Regions from separate parts of the Homo sapiens genome. Here region 2 is linked to region 1. A link is a loop called in an ENCODE intact Hi-C map of the cell type or tissue named here. Cell type or tissue: dorsolateral prefrontal cortex. All regions are shown on one strand. Each heading gives the region's core, and the rest is flanking DNA. Links, peaks and the distances in the headings are about the cores only. Region 1 holds the start of TTTY14 (testis expressed transcript, Y-linked 14). Region 2 overlaps TTTY14 (testis expressed transcript, Y-linked 14).

Region 1 (8,331 bases), core at 68-8,067:
ACCACCAAGAAAGAAAGTGGTCTGGGCTGCTGGATTCTAGTGGTCCTTTACCAAGTGTGCCCAACATTGCCTTTGTACTCATAGGTGAGTTCTAGAGCTGGGCTGGGTTCCTGAGTATTTCATAACAACCCAGCTGCCCCATCAATATGCATTGCTATAAACAACAGTTCTTACGCAAATTTATTTCAGAGAGGGTGTAGGTAACCTTTTGAGTCAGGATTGAGGTACAGTCTTTTTGATTCTGTAAGTACTTTAATGTTTGGCTGAGTGCACACAGCTAGCACGTTTGAGCAGACCAATTATTAGGCAATTTTCCTAACTCTGCTTCCACAAGAGTCTCCCTATCAATTACTGAATAACCATTGTATTTTTGTTTTTTCCCCCTCAATCACCTGGGATGAACCATCTATCCTCCTGTCCTGAAGGGAGTTCCTCGTAGGTGTGGTCGGACTTTTGTATGGCAATTAAGATTTAAATTCCCTGTTAGGATATCTGCTGGGTTAAGGGAATTTTCAGTGGTTAATGTTAAATCACCTTTTTCTAAAGAATAGCCCCATACTTTAAGATTTTTGAGTTAGTAAGCTACCTTTATGCTTTTTTGACTTAGAATAATTCTGAAATGGTGAGATGTGCTCACAAAGAGGTTTCGCCCAAAAGTTACTTTTCTACTTTCTTCTGTTAGCAAAGTAGTTACTGCTACAAATTGAATGCATTTGGGCCATCTGTAGGTTCCTGGGTTAAGGATTTTTGATAGGATGGCTACGAGTTGCCAGTGGTCTCAGTGTTTTCAGGTTATGACCTTGTTTACAATGCCAACAAGGTAGTATTGGAGTGTTATAGGGTCTTGGAGAAGACCTTCAATTATCAATTACAGGCTTTAAATTTACCCTGGCTTTTAAAGGAATAGGGCACACTGTTTTTTTCTTCTATCTTTCTTTCTCTTTCTTCTTTCTTTCTCTTTTTGACTCTTGCTTTGCCTCTCTCTCTTTCTCTCCCCTCTGTCTCTCTGTTTTCTGCTAGCCCTTTAGAAACCTGGGGCCTTGGCAAGGGTAGTGGGGAATGGGTCCCACATAACTGCCCATGTTGAGAGCTGTATGCATAAATTGGGAGGGATATCAGGGAAAAGACTCTCTGGGTTCATAGCCTAGGGGCCTAAGGATGCAGCTTAGAGCTTCCTTAGATCCCTTTGGAGATACAACTTGCTAGAGGAAATGAAAGTCTGAACCATTATTAATTAGGAGGCAGGGATTGGAGGAAGTAGATTCAGAAGTAAGGAGAATTTTGGGGCTACACTTTCAAGAAAGTCATGGTCAGGACCCAGGAGGTATAGATCAGAAGGAAAGGTGGGGGCACACGCATGGGCGACTGTTGAGTAGAGACTTCTGGCTGCACCATGATCTCAAACAGCTAATGCTGGGAGTTAGGGATGACAGCTTTCTGCCTCTAGTTAGCCCTCTGCTTCCCCAGGAATAATCAAAGAGGATGCTGGTTCTAGGCAGACCAATGCTCCCGACCAAGAAGGGTTGAGATTGTTAGAAAGCTCTATCCCAGACAGCCTCATACCTGAGTCTTAAGTCCAGCACCATGCTAACGTTTTTAACTACCTGACAGGTGCCCAGTATTTTCCTCCAATTCTAAGGAAGGGTAGGACAGAATAGCAAGCAAAAGTGGTCCAATATTACTCACTGCTTTGGAGGTCCCTTTGTGGTTGCCAAAAGGTTGCCAGGGGGACTTGCTTCTAGAGCTCCCAAGATGGTGGGGGCCACTTCCAAGATGGTGGTGAGCCTCTTCTACTCTGACCTGGGGTTCTTGGCCTCATGCATTCCAAGTAGGAATCTCGGGCCATGCTGTGAGTGTTACAGCTCTATTAGAAGTCATGGGTCACAGAAGAGAACTGTGGAACCCAGCTCAACTAGTTCAGCTCAACTAGACAAACCCGCGCACTTAGCCTTGCAGGAACAATGGTGAGCCTTTAGCCCAACTGGGAGTGGCAACAGGTGCCTCACTGGATCAAGAGCACAGCTGACACCCTGCTGGATCCAGAGGGATGGAAGTCAGTGGCGGGTCTGTGATGGTGGCAAAGAGCATTGCTGGATGGTGAGCAAAAGCTCAGCTCAAGCTGTAACAAACATGGATCAGAAGAGTGTGCAGTTGCAAGACTTTAAAATAGCATGAAAACAGAGCTCCCATACAAACGGAGGGGACCCAAAGAGGGTAGCCATTGCTGGCTTGAATGCCTGGGTTTATATCCCGATCATTGTCCCTTCCTCTGTGCTCTCAGGCAATAGATGATTGGCTATTTCTTTACCTCCTGTTTTTGCCTAATTAGCATTTTAGTGAGCTCTCTTTACTACCTTATTGGTTGGGTGTGAGCTAAGTTGCCAGCCCCATGTTTAAAGGTGGATGTAGTCACCTTCCCAGCTAGGCTTAGGGATTCTTAGTTGGCCTAGAAAATCCAGCTAGTCCTGTCTCTCCAGAGGTTCACTTGAAGCCAGGCGATCAAGACTTCACTGCTACAAAAAGTGAAAAAAAAAAAAAATTAGATGGGTTTGATTGTGCACACTTGTGGTCCCAGCTACTTGGGAGGCTGAGGTAGGAGAATCACTGAGCCTTGGAGGTTGAGACTCTAGTGAGCTATGACTGCACCACTGCACTTCAGCCTGGCCAACAGAGCAAGACCTTGTCTCCATTTGTTTTTTTGTTAAAGATCAAATGAAAGATGGACAAGAAGTGAAATCTAGAACTTTTCTCAAATACGTACAACAGGATGACAGCACACAACCTTCTTAATAGAGCTTAGCCAGAGGACAAGCTCAGTATTTTTTAGTTTGTTTTGTTTTTGAGACAGAGTTTCACTCTCGTTGCCCAGGCTGGAGTGCAGTGGTGCAACTGAAGCTTACCCACCTCTCCCTCCCGAGTTCAAGGAATTCTCCTGCCTCAGCCTCCCGAGTGGCTGGGATTACAGGTGCCCACAACTACGCCTGGGTAATTTTGTATCTTTAATAGAGACAGGGTTTCACCATGTTGGCCAGGCTGGTCTGGAACTCCTAACCTCTGGTGATCTGCCCACCTCAGTATCCCAAACACTTCTCTCCAAAGTGTTGGAATTACAGGCCAGAGACACTGTGCACGGCCTAGGGTCAAACATTTAAAGGAAACTGAGGCAGATTAACTAATGAACTACCAAGACACCAATTAAGAATTCAGTTGGTCTGGGCACAGAGGCTCATGCCTATAATCCCAGCACTTTGGGAGGCCAAGGCGGATCACTGGAGCCCAGGATTTTCAGACCAGCCTGAGCAACCTAGAACTTCATTTCTACAAATAATTAATTAGCCGGGAGTGGTGACACAAAACTGTGGTCTCACCTGCTTAGGAGGCTAGGGCAGGAGGATCACTTGAGCCTGGTAAGTGCAGTGGCGTGATCACAGCTCAGTGTAGCCACAACTTCCCAGGCTCAAGCAATGCATCCTCACGTGGTCATCCCTCTGTGGGTGTCTGTGCCCTTTTATTTTTTTAGAGACAGAGTCTTGCCGTGGCCCAGGAAAGAGTGCACTGGTGCAATCATGGCTTACTGCAGCTTTGACCTCCTGGACTCAACCAATCCTCCCATCTCAGCCTCCTGAGTGGCTGGGACCACAGGTGTGCGCCACCATACCCAGCATATATATATATGAAAACAGAGCAAGACAAGGTCTTGCTCTGTTGGCCAGGCTGAAGTGCAGTGGTGCAGTCATAGCTCACTAGAGTCTCAACCTCCAAGGCTCAGTGATTCTCCTACCTCAGCCTCCCAAGTAGCTGGGACCACAAGTGTGCACAATCACACCCATCTATATATATATACACACACAAACACACACATATATACACACACATATAAACACACACATATACACACACATACACATATATATTTTTAAATACACACACACACACACATACATATTTCTATACATGGAGTCCAGGCTGGTCTCAAATTCCTGGCCTCAAGCGATCCTCTCGTCTTAGCTTCCCAAGTAGTTGGGACTAGCAGCACACACCATCATATCTACATAATTTTTTAAACTTTTGTAGAGATGGAGTCTTGCTGTTTTGCCCAGGCTGGTCTCAAACTCTTGGCTTCAATACAGCCTCTCGCCTGGGCCTCCCAAAGTGCAGGGATTACAGCACCCAGACCCAGCTGGACGTTTGTTTGTAGAACTATGAAAAATATGGCTGAATTAGAAATTGGGTGGTGCCAAGTGAACTTCACCCAATGCTTCTGTCACCGCATCAGTTCTCTCTACCCTTTTCGCGTGTTGGAGAACTAACTTGCAAGGCAGGGGACGCGGCTCCAGGGCGCTTTGCCTCCCTCAGGCGGCTCAGGCTCTCAGTGCGCGAGACCCAGGGAATCTGGAGCCAACGCTACAACCCGCCCAAGGGCCGTTCCCGCTCACGGTGGAGCTAGCGTCTCTGCGCGGGAGAGGGGTTGCGCGGCCAGTGCCCACCCGGAGCAACCGCTCCGAAGCCCAGGTCCCCTCCCCTCGACGCCGACCCACTGCTCTCCTTGCCCAGTGACGCCCCAGGGCAGCACAGTCCGGAGCCAGGCCTTCTGGGGACCGGGGCGCACGTGGCCCGAGCTGTCCTTGAGCAGGGGCACGGACCGACACTCGCCGCATGGGCGCGCGGGGCAGACGTTTTGCCTCCCAGCGCTTCAATACCAGATGTTCAAAACCAGATGTTTCCAGACCATATCCCCGTCGCTTCCGACACTTGGAAAGACCAATTGCCAGGCCCCAGAAGGCAAGACGTTTGCGAAGGAAACCGCCAATCCGGTTGCTCGCTACTTCCAGGGTCGTGTGCTCCCTTACGCAGGACCCTGCCCAATCGTCAATGCGACGTCCTCCTACTCCCACCTCAGAGCTGTCACAGAGACTGTCAGTTCCGTCCCTCCCCTTCAGCCCTTTAACGCACGTCTTCCCGACCGCATAACTTGCTCAGTCCCTGCGGCCAACTGGGGCGGGCCAATGGCTGTGACGGATAAGGGGTGTGGGGTGCGGGGACAATGGGCCAGAGCTTCTCATGCAGCCTGCACCAGCGCCGGGTCGGAGAGTCAGAGGCCACCCTGAGATGGACCGAGATCTTCAGTTGGGGAGGCGCCTCCGGTGAGCTTGCGGCCAGATGCCCCCTCAGTAGTCCTCCGCAACAGGTGCCGCGCAGCCGAGTGGCGGGCTAGCATACCGCCTGCCCGCAATTCGGCCAGGCCTCGAGCCTGCTCCGCCTTCCCGCTGCGGTAGCGCCGCCGGGGAAACGCCGCCACGGGCTGCATGGGCAGCGCTCGCGCCCCGCCGCTGAGCCGCCGGGGAGCCGTCCAGTCTTCGAATCCCAGTAAGAGACGCCGCTGGCCTAGGGACAGTGGTTGGGGCTGGCCCGGGGCATTCGCGCGGCCTTGCAGCCTGCAGGCCTTCCCAGCCGACAGAGCTGCTGTGTGGGCCTTGGGTCAGGCCTGGAGGGCCGGGATCGGGGTGGGCGGTGGACTTTGGGGGCTCGGGGAGGTCGTGAAGGGCCAACAGGGGGCTCCAAGCGGGCTTGGGAGCTCGAGGGGCTCGGAGCGACGGTTAGGGGGACCCGAGGCCGCTGTGCGGGGCGGACGGGGGGCTCCGGGGCGGGGCTGGCGGGGCAGAAGGTCCCCAGGGGGCTGTGGGGGACCGACTGGGGGCTTCCGGGAGCGCCTGGGGGTTCTGGGAGCCCGGGGGCTGCTGTGAGGGGCTGCCGAGGGGGGCCCTGGGCAGGTGTTGACTGCTGCGGAACTCGGGGGGCGCCGACTTCTAACACACAACAGGGGCGCCTTCGCTGTTCGGTTCTGGTCGTAGTTGTTATTCTCAGCGTCCCTATTATTATTAGTAGTAGTATTCTTTTTATTTTATTTATTTATTTATTTTTGAGACGGAGTCTTGCTCAGTCGCTCAGGCTACAGTGCAATGGCGCGATCTCAGCTCACTGCAAGTTCCGCCTCCCGGGTTCACGCCATTCTCCTGCCTCAGTCTCCCGAGTAGTTAGGACTACGGGCGCCCCCACCATGCCTAGCTAAATTTTTTTGGTATTTTTAGTAAAGACGGGGTTTTACCGTGTTAGCCAGGATGGTCTCGATCTCCTGACCTCGTAATCCGCTCACCTTGGCCTCCCAAAGTGCTGGTATTACAGGAGTGAGCCACTGCGCCTGGCCAGCGTTCCTATTATTATTGCTCTTCTGGAATGAGAGCAGGCAGCTGCCGGGATCCCAGCCGGAAGGGGCGGGCGAAAGGCAGGGTTGCTGGGGGCGGGCGAAAGGCAGGGTTGCTGGAGGCGCGCGTAGGTTCGAGTAGGGACTGGAATGCGGGCCAACAGTGTGGGGGTTATTAGGGGGGAGGGTAGGCAGGTCGGAGGAGGGAGTTGGGAGGAAAGCGGCGGCGGTGGCGGCTTCAACAGCAGCTCTTGCCCTTAAGGAACAATGTGAGACGTTGCCTGAAATGTTAATTTCCGTTTCTCATTTCATCATCCAGGGCGTTGGGGAAGGGAGTGGGGAGTGATGTGAGAGTGTGTGTATGTGTGTCCCTGCCACTTGGATTCTGTGTGTGTGTGTGTCCCTGCCACATTCAGTCGTGTGTGTGTCCCTGCCACATGGATTCAGTCTTGTGTGTGTGTGTCCCTGCCACATTGATTCAGTCCTGTGTGTGTGTATGTGTGTGTGTCCGTACCTGCCACATTGTTTCAATCCCCTCTCAGAGGGATTGTGCTGTTAACGCTTGTATCTGTGTCATTTGGGAAGGTCGGTGGCAGGGGAGTCTAGGTTTTTCTCTAGGCCTGCTCTTTTCCTGGTGCCCGATTGACGTTTTCTGCTTCTGTTGTGTTTTTGAAAGGTATTCTTGTATACGAGTTCCAAGAAGTTTTGGAAGACACTGGGAAAATGAAGATTCTCTGACAGCTCCCTTTGCTTTAACTATTTTTCTTATAACAGTTAAGATGTAACATGCTTAGGTTTCATGGTTTTTGCAGGTTATGAGTAGTTTTGTATCCATTTGCAAGAACTGGATTTTTTTTTTTTTTTTGGTAGAGAAATCAGATTTCAGGCTTTCTTACATGAGGAGAGAGTTTCATGCGGTGATTTGAGCAATATCCTTTACACTTGAAATGAGAAATAAAATTGTTCACAATTGTTGAACTGCAAAACTTAGAATCTTTTGATCCTTTTTGAGGCAATGAGACTTATTCAGCCAACATGTAAGATGATATTGCTTGTGGAAAAAGTACTATTGAAACAGTTACTATTTTTGTTGTGTGCAAATGCCATTAATGGCATAACTAGGATAGTTCAAAATCAGAGACCCTGAGATTTTATTTGGCGTCTCTGAGCTCTTGATTTCTTTTATTAAATGTTGGCTGCGTGGAATACTTAGAGTTCTGTTAGTGTCTTTTGAGAGTGATTGAGCAAGTCCTGTAATATTACTTTGCAACTGGTACTTTGGTGTTTTACATAGTAAAATTAATGGTTCATCAAATGTAAGAGGAAATTTACTTTGCATATGGGCAATGAGCCCATCATCCATTAAATAACAGAGAGAGTATCAGTAAATGCTGGTTCAGAAAATAATCTACATTTGGTTGCCAAAATAAGTGTTTAGGTCTGTCCATTACCTTGTATAAGTCTCTTCATCGGTCAAATGGTAAGTGTAGTGGATGAGTGTTATTTAATAGCAAGGTATTTGCTAGTGAATAGGTGAAGATACATTGCTTATCTAACAGCATGTTGTATCAACTTATTTAAATTGCTGTGTAGTCAGTGTTCTGTAGGAATTGTGACCCGTTTGGTAAACTTTATAGAAAAATTGAATGAATTCAAATAACTAAAAGTTACTGTTTTGAAATGTTGAAATGTTTTCAGTGTGTGTTTTTTTAATTTAAATTTTAAATGGAATGTCTGTGCAATTCAACTTTCTAGCTTTTATCGTAAAACCATATGAAAGAAGGTGTCAATCTTCAGCTCTTGGAACTCAGGCAACTAAATAATTGCCTTAGAAAGCATTTTTTTTTTTTTTTGAGGTGGAGTTTCGCTGGTTGTCCAGGCTGGAATGCAATGGTGCAATGTCCGCTCACTCCAACCTCCACCTCCCTGGTTCAAGTGATTCTCCTGCCTCAGCCTCCTGAGTAGCTGGGATTACAGACATGTGCCACAATGCCTGGCTAATTTTTGTTTCACCGTGTTGGCCAGGCTGGTCTTGAACTCCTGACCTCACGTGATCCACCCGCCTCGGCCTCCCAAAGTGCTGGGATTACAGGCGTGAGCCATGGCACCTGACCCCCATAGAAGCCATT
Region 2 (8,331 bases), core at 148-8,147, 76 kb after region 1:
TTATCCTTTACCTGGCCAGACATAATCTTATCCTGTATGGTGTGCATACTAGCACTCAGTAATACTCAAGTAGGACACTTTGCGTATTTCTGCAATTCTTTTTCTTCCTTGCCCCTTTTCAGTATTTTGCAAATGCTGTCAGTTTCCCTAAATTCTGGCCTCAGCCTTCTAAATTCAGAGCAGCTGCGTCCCTCCACCTGGCTTCTGCCCTATAAAATGTTAAAATTTTTTATGTAGGAAGCTGGGCTTATGTGGGACACGTGGCTTTGTTTCTCTTCTCCCTGAGGTCACAGTATCTAATCTCTGAAAACAGGTATTTTATAAATATTGTCCATTTACTATTGACAAGATTTATAATTGTTTTTGTGGGAGGGCAAGTCTCATATTAGTTGCCACAACATGGCCTGTAGAAATCCTTGATTAATTTTTACTGAGAAATATTAAGTTCCTTGTGGATGAAACAAATTATGTGACATTTCAAATTATAATTAAACTAAAACAAACAGGTATTTGTGTATTGAGAATTTGCTTGTCAGCAGGGATCTACCTGCTGAGAAGACTAGCCTCCACCGGCCTGTGACTGCCTTGCAGAGCCTGGATACCTGCCGTTCTGCCAAGTTTAGATGTCCCTTCCCTTCCTTAGGCGGCATTCCTTTAAAAAAGAGGTGGACGTTGGCTGGGTGCAGTGGCTCAAGCCAGTAATCCCAGCACTTTGGGAGGCCAAGACGGATGGATTATATGAGGTCAGGAGCTCGAGACCAGCCTGGCCAACATGGTGAAACCCCGACTCTACTAAAAATGCAAAAATTAGCCGGGCATGGTGGCACACGCCTGTAGTCCCAGCTGTTCGGGAGGCGGAGGCAGAAGAATTGCTTGAGTCTGGGAGTCCAAGGTTGTAGTGAGCCGAGATCGTGCCGCGGCACTCCAGCCTGGCCGACAGAGTGAGACTCTGTCTCAGAAAAAGGAAAAAAAAAAAAGGTGGACGTCAGTTTTTATTCCTGATTCTTAATAGTAATATGTGCATTTAAAATAATACATAAATCACAAAGTGGAAGAAAAACCCTCATAACCTGCCAGTGTGCACTGGCTATTATGAACATTTTGGTATAAATCCTTTGTAATAGTACCTTCCCCTGGCCACATTCTTACATGGTTGGATAATGTTATATATTTTTTTTTTTTTTCTAGTAGAATATTTATTCAGCACTATGTTATGGGTTTTCTTCTCATATTAGAAATTGTGTATCTCTGCAAATTTTTTGTTTGTTTGTTTTTTCCTTGAGATGGAGTTTGAGTCTGTCACCCAGGCTGGAGTGCAGTAGCATGATCTCTGCTCACTTCAACCTCCACCTCCTGGCTTTAAGCAATTCTTATGCCTCAGCCTCCCAAGTAGCTGAGACCACAGGTGTGTGCCACCATGACTGACTAATTATTATTTTGTTTTGTTTTGTTTTGTTTTGTATTTTTAGTAGGGACAGGTTTCCACTATATTGGCCAGGCTTGTATGGAGCTCCTGACCTCAAATTATCCACCCCTCCTAGGCTTCCCCAAGTGCTGGGATTACAGGCGTGAGCCACTGTGCCCAGCCTGTGTGTTTTCTCTTCTTAAAATATATAATTTCCTTTATGCACTTGCAGGCTTTGTTTTGTGTTTAGAAGGTTGTTTGTCCACCAGTGTTCATTTATCATTTTAACCACTTTTAAATGTTTGTCAGTAGCTAGAATTGAAAAGATCCAGGTAATTTGCATTGACAGTATTGTGATTATTAAAATATTGTTTCCTACAGTTTCCACTTGATGTGCAAAGACCTAGGAGAGGGAAGTTGAATCATGTCACTTACTATTTATGGCTAGATAATTGTTTTAGAGTTAAGATTAAGTAGGTTATTATTATTATTATTACCTGTTACGATCTGAACAGAATGATGTCTCACTCCAGCCTGCGTTTGTGTCATCATTTCCCTCCTCAATTCTTTCCCCTCCTCACTCTGCTTTCCCAGTGTTTTCTACTTGCCTTTTTATGTTGCAGAATAAATCTGTGGCATTACCTTATTAACTTATTAGTCTCATACTATTTATTAAGATAAATTAAGTTTTATCATGGAGACATTCTTGCAGCCTATTGACTTTCTAATGTAATTGGAACTGATTGCTGGATTAGTGCTACTGTTTCTGGCTTAGTGTTACATGTTTCTTCTTTGTGTTATTTTCTTTCCTGTGTGCATCCTCAAGTAATCTCTCCAGGATAAATGGGAGGATAATAAAGACTATGAATCCTTAAATGAGTGGAGATTTTGGTTTGGGGTAACACTTGCGCAAAAGCCCCACCCTCTTTGTCTTCCTGCTGAAGAAATTTCTAAGAATTGTAGGTTCACTGGCAGTAGACAACTTGGGAGTTAAGTCTCACTAAAGGATAATTTTGTAATAGATTTAATTTTGCCTAGTGCAGTAGAAAAGAAAGTGTAGAATCAAAGCACTGTATTAGAAAGAAATTGCCAAAAGGAAAAAAAAAGCCAAAGAAACCAACCAAGCCAAGAGTTTTGGTGTATGGTTCCATTAATATAAAACTCTGTACAAACCAATCGGCAAGTGAAAAAGGTTAAGAGTGCAGGGTTGCGTGGGATGCAAGTGGGGTACAGGAACTCTTTGTGACTAATAGAAATGTTTAGTACCTTCAGATGGAGGTGGTCACAGGCATATACAAATATCAAAACCAAATTTTACACTTTAAATATGTGCAGCTTCTTGCGTGTAGATTACACCTAAATGAAATAGTTACAATTTTACCATACTGTTATCTGTAACTCTGAGTAATGCTCTTTGCCATGATTACAGGAAGTAACATTTTATTATCTTCAATATTACAAGAATGGTTTCTTATTTTTATGAGTGGCATTGTTGCAGGACAATCAAAGACTGGAGAGAATGAAAAATGTTCAGGAGAATTTATTAAGATGATCACCGGCTCAGCCAGACATACGTCCAGAAAATCTGAGCCCCGACCAAAGGACTTTTCCTCATTTTAAACATCTTAAGTCAGGAGCTACGTGAGTTGGGAAGCAAGTTACAGAAGCCAGAAACACAGGCAGTTAATCAAGCATTAGGACATTTGTTACATCTTGAGAAAAACTTGTAACCTAAACTTGCAACCTAAACTTCTTGATCTTCTGCTCCTGCAGCAGTGCTAGGGAGGTAAGCAGGAACTCACTGGACTTGTAGGAATGTGAAGTTGGGGAGTATAGATAAGATCCACTGACCGCAGAAAGAAGACAGGCTGTTTTCTCTTTTAACTTGAGTGTAAGGAGGTTCACACTTTGCAGCAACTTTAAGAGGATTTTAAAATTTCTATCACTACTACTATTAAGTTATAGTTGATATCATTAATTCATTCTTCATTTCTGCCCTTTGGTGCTCAGCACAAATGTAGATTAGTAAAGAGCACCACTGTTAACTATTTCTTCTTGAGTGGGTACATACTCATCCTGGGATACCAGTTGGTACTTTGCAGAGCCTTTATTCGGGTGGTGGTATCTGTCTACTACTGCTTCTATGGTGGATTGGATGCTTCTGATGAGAAGTGGCAGGAGACAGGGAAGCAGTAGGCATCCACCTATTATGGCTACAAAGCCGATTATTAAAGTTTTAAAGCCTCTAAACTGTGAAAACCATCCTCCAAAGAGTGAATTCAGTTTGCAACAAGAGCACTTCTGGACCGGAACATGAGCTAACTTTTGCATCCTGGCAGTGATTTCCATGACAACTTTTCCATTGTCATCAATTTGTAAGCAGCAATTTGTTAAGTTTTCCACAAACTCCTCCTTCTGAAGCTAAAAGATTAATCCAGTGCTAACCTTTTCTGATAAATGACATCTGTCATCTGGGTCACCTGTATGGCTAGCAAGTCTTAAGGCTCGGGCTCTTTTATTGACTAATTTCCAGAACTGCTTGAAACCTTATGATTTAACCTATTTATATGTTATGGTTTAACATATAAATAGAAATACAGTGTCCCAATGACCCATCTTGTGCCCTGGTGACTGGCCCATAGTATTTGATAATTTTGTTCAGGGGGCCATTCGTTATCTTTCTAGCTCCCTATTTTAATGTCTTTTTTAATGTTAGTCTCTATTTTTTCCACAGTATTTGTTTTTGTAAACACAGTTCTTCTAATTCTTTTTCTGCCTTCATCATAGACCAGATAGCTTAGATCTTCCCTTTGCTGCAGTGGGAGTAGGCAAAAGGATGGCCTTATTGTTCCTAATACACATGGTCCTGTCCATTTATGGGGTAGTAATTGATAAGCCTTTGTTTCACAGATCCAATATAACCCTGCACGTGTTCTCCAAACACTTGGAGCATCTAATTGGTACCATGATTGATTTAGTGCTGGGAACTGCAAAAAGCGATTAAAGTCTGACACAGAAGAATTGTCTGTAAAGCTTCTCCATTGTGTTCTCTTCTCGGATTCTTCAAAATGTTGTTGACCTAGGCAAGTTGCTTCCCCTACCTGGTTCTGAAAGGCCTTGTCCCAACAGGTGATAACAAGATTTTCCAATGATGAGGTTCCTTAGTAGCCAAATGCTTGGTTTGCATTGAATTGTGTAACAAAATCAGGCAAGGTAAAATTTTCTTGTGACATCAATTCTTTAACTTCCCAGGGCCATTGATCTCCCATATTAGTACCTCCACATATATAACATACAGTAACTCCTAAATTGTTATCAATACTTTCAGCTAGCTGAGCAAACAGGTTTTCAGCTGATATAGGAGGAATTTGATTTTTTGATACTTCAGGATTAAAGTGTTCATTGAAAGATGTATAAAACCTAAAGTGTTGCATTGGGCTAACTTGAACTTGGATCCTTTGGGTTTTCCTGGTAATGACCAGAGGAATACCAAGTCCTAGGAGATTTCTTGCCTGATCAAAGGTTAATAGCCCTAAATTTATGCCTTTCAGTCCAGAAAGGCTTATTTGGCTTTAGTATTGTCAGATTGAGTGGGTTGCAAGTTCCAGTTGTGCACCCTATCTTCACCTCTTGGCTGGCAAACAGAGCAACACTTCCTGTGTATAGGTGCTGATAAATTCACGTGTGGTCCACTGATTATCACAATCAGGGCACTCCTTTTTGGATTCTTCTGTTATGGCCTTGGTGGCTCTGCTGGCTGACTCTTTCTTGTCCTAGATTTTTACAGATGGTCCCAATATTATTTAGTTTGCTGAGATGTGAAGCTTGGCAGGCATCAAAATATATGGAGACAGGGCCTTTATGCGAGTGAGGGAATACTTCTTTTTTGTTTACAGGTTTACTGACCCTGATTTCTGTGGGGTTTGTATATGATGGCATTAGGGGTTCACCAGTTTGGACTTCAGAAGTTCTAGGGCACGAACTCTGGGTCTTAATATACTTGGGGCTGCCCATTTCTGGGATCACAGACTGAGTAACTAGTCTGGTTATAGACACAAATTCCTGTATGAGTCCCTGTACACTTATAGTAGGTCTGGCAAAACATAGTTTTAGTCATACCTTTTCTGGACCAGGCTTCTATCATGCAGTGATGACAGTCATCTTGGTCCCCTTTTGTAACCATAGGTGCAAGTGTCAGTGGCTTCAATATTACTAACATGATTAAACTTATACTATGCGTGAGCACCCTTCTGGGTAACAACCTTGGCAGCATTTGCAAAGATAACATGACAGTAAAATAATCAGTACAGGTACGAGTATTAACTATGCTTGTAAATTCAATCCAGTATGCTTGTAAATTAAATCCACATTTACTTTTGTGTTGTTGACTTCCTCAGGCTTCGGCCATGCGTAGACTAGCCAGCTTCTGGATGTGTGACAAGAGCATGGCTTGATGTTTCCTTAAGGTTCAGCCGTGTGTGGACCAACCAGCCTCTGGTGTGGTCAGCGTAGGGCAGTTGTCCTTGTCAGCAGTGGCTTAGTTTCACCTCAGGATCATCCATGTCAGGTGGTCTGGGTTTTGTTGACTGGGCCACTGGTCCTGAGTTGCGGTCACTGCTGGTTTCAGCTGGCTATGATGAACCCGAGGTGTGATACCTGCAACTTTAACAGCAGTGGGGGTAGATAAGGTCACAGTATGGGGACCATCCCATAAAGGCTCGAAGATGGCTGGGTTCCATCATTTGATGCAGACAGAGTCGGTTGGAAGGGATGTATTGCATCTCTGAGGCTAAGAGGTATTCTTTCTCTTACTCACCCTTCTGTTTCCTGCATGTCCTCACCTAAGGCTTGCATTTATCTTCTTAAGGTTAATTTCCCAATTTCTTTTAAATCCCCTTTTAACTGAGTTATGATTGGGGGTGGTTGGCCGAACACTATCTCATAGGGTGAATACCCAGTTAATTTAGTAGGGGTGCGCCTGACTTGGAGAAGGAACATGGGCAGCACCTGATCCCATCTTAGATGAGTTTCTTGGCAAAACTTCTTTAACAGCTGTTTAAGTGTCCAGTTAATTCTTTCACCTTTTCCAGAATTTTGTGGGTGATAAGCTATATGCAGATTCCATTTGGTTTTTAACATCTGTGTTAGCTATTGTACTATCTCTGCCACAAGTGCTGGACCACTGTCTGATCCTGAAATTAGAGGCAGCCTAAATCTAGGAATAATGTCCTTTAATAAGATCTTCGTTACTTCCCGAGTTTTCCCTGTCCTAGTGAGAAATGTCTCGACCCACCCTGAGAAACTGCAGACAAACACTAGCATATACCGGTAGCCTCTGGCTTGAGGCAGCTTGGTAAAGTACACAAAGAGGTTTTCACAGGGTGTAGCTCCAGTTTCTTGAATCCCTGGGGGCCTTGTTGGCCTGCTGTGGATTGTTTTGGGCACAAGTTAAACATTGCTCACAAATGGCTCTAGTGATGGCAGTTAGGCGTGGCACATAGAAAGGCTGTCCTGCAAGAGTCTCTAATGCAGTTTTTCTCACATGCATTCCGTGATGAAACTGCTTTATGAACCGGGGGGTATTACTTCTGGTATGGTAAACCTCCCATCTGAGAATTTCTGACAACCTCCTTTCTGGTAACTTACACTCTCCTGCTCAAACGAAGCCTTTTCATTAAAGGAGTACTTAGGGGGTTCCATAAGGGAAAGCTCCAGTAAAGGCATGGTAAGGGTTTCCTCTTCCATCTTAGTTACCTCTGTCATTGCAGCTCCTTTGGCTTCTCTGTCCCCCTTTCTGTTTCCTCTAGCCTCATCACCTCCTCCTGTTTGATGCCCTTTGCGATGGATGACTGCTACTTCTTTTGGAGCCCATATGGCTTCTGAGAGCTGCTGTACTTTCTTTTTATTTTTGATTTCCTTTCCTTCAGTAGCTAATAATCCTCTTTCCTTATATATGGCTCCATGGGCATGCAAAGTGGCAAAAGCATACCTTAAGTCATTATAGATGTTTACTGATTTTCCTCTGGCCAAGAGCAATGCTCTAGTGAGAAGTATTAGCTCTAGTGAGAACTATTAGCTCAGCTCTTTGGGCCGAAGATCCGACCGTCAGAGGGCAGACTTCGGCTACTGAATTCAGTGTTACCACTGCATGTCCAGCCGGTCTGACACCTTCAGATATGAAGCTGCTTCCATCAGAATTCAACATCTGGATTTTGTAAGGGCAGCTCCTTTAAGTCTTTTAAGTTTGAGAAAACTTCATCCACTGTTTCCACACAACAGTGATACTCTGGGCCACATAACGGTGGCTTTCCATGTTCTGCCTATTCTTTTGGCAGCAGTGTGGCTGGATTTACAGTATTCACAGTCTCCAAGGTTATGTAGGGGTTTTTACATAAAAGTCCTTCACATCTGAGGGTTAGAAAGCCAGCGATGCCCATTCTGCTCCATCAGGGTGATGACTGTATGGGGTACCTGAATTATCAACCTTTGTCCAAACGTGAGCTTGTTAGCATTTTCTGCCAACAGGGCAGTGGCTGCCAATGCCTTGAAACCGAGTGGCCATCCCATAGCCACGAAGTCTAGTCACTTGGGCAAATATGTCATGGGCCGATACCATGACCCTAGTGTTTGTACCAAGGCTCCTGTAGCTATTCCTTTTCTTTTATGGACATACAGGTAAAAAGGCTTTGTCATGTCTGGCAGTCCTAATGCTGGGGACTGGATCAAGGCTTTCTGATTTCTTTGAAGGCCATGTGCTGCTCTTTTCCCTACCAGAGGGGTTCTTTTACCCCACCCTTTGGTAGCCTCACACAATGCAAGCCTCACACTTGCCAAGAACAAGTAATTTGGAATTCAAATGTGACAGAAGCCAGCTGCCTCTATAAAGTCCCTCACTTGTTGTCTAGAGTCAGGTCGAAGAATGCCAT

What was found. A loop is a pair of places that touch in the nucleus more often than their neighbours do. Peaks named below come from ENCODE experiments on the same cell type or tissue, not always from the same donor. Only the 100,000 strongest peaks of a DNase experiment are listed, where the experiment ranks them.
Region 2: it touches region 1 in a loop (4-fold over the local background); 6 of 110 quality-filtered maps call a loop at or near these places.

The regions. Positions count from the first base shown.
Region 1 is chrY:19,074,081-19,082,411 of GRCh38, reverse strand. TTTY14 (testis expressed transcript, Y-linked 14) reads left to right here and starts at 4,865. Exons shown (of 3, transcript NR_125735.1): 1 at 4,865-5,367. It overlaps LOC124905306 (a long non-coding RNA gene), which reads right to left and starts at 2,556. Exons shown (of 2, transcript XR_007068460.1): 1 at 1,687-2,556. In dorsolateral prefrontal cortex, for the core only: no CTCF peak of the experiment used is centred there; no DNase peak of the experiment used is centred there.
Region 2 is chrY:18,998,044-19,006,374 of GRCh38, reverse strand. The region is part of intron 1 of TTTY14 (testis expressed transcript, Y-linked 14); the gene reads left to right. Among named protein-coding and RNA genes, the nearest start is that of TTTY14, 75 kb to the left of the region's middle. In dorsolateral prefrontal cortex, for the core only: no CTCF peak of the experiment used is centred there; no DNase peak of the experiment used is centred there.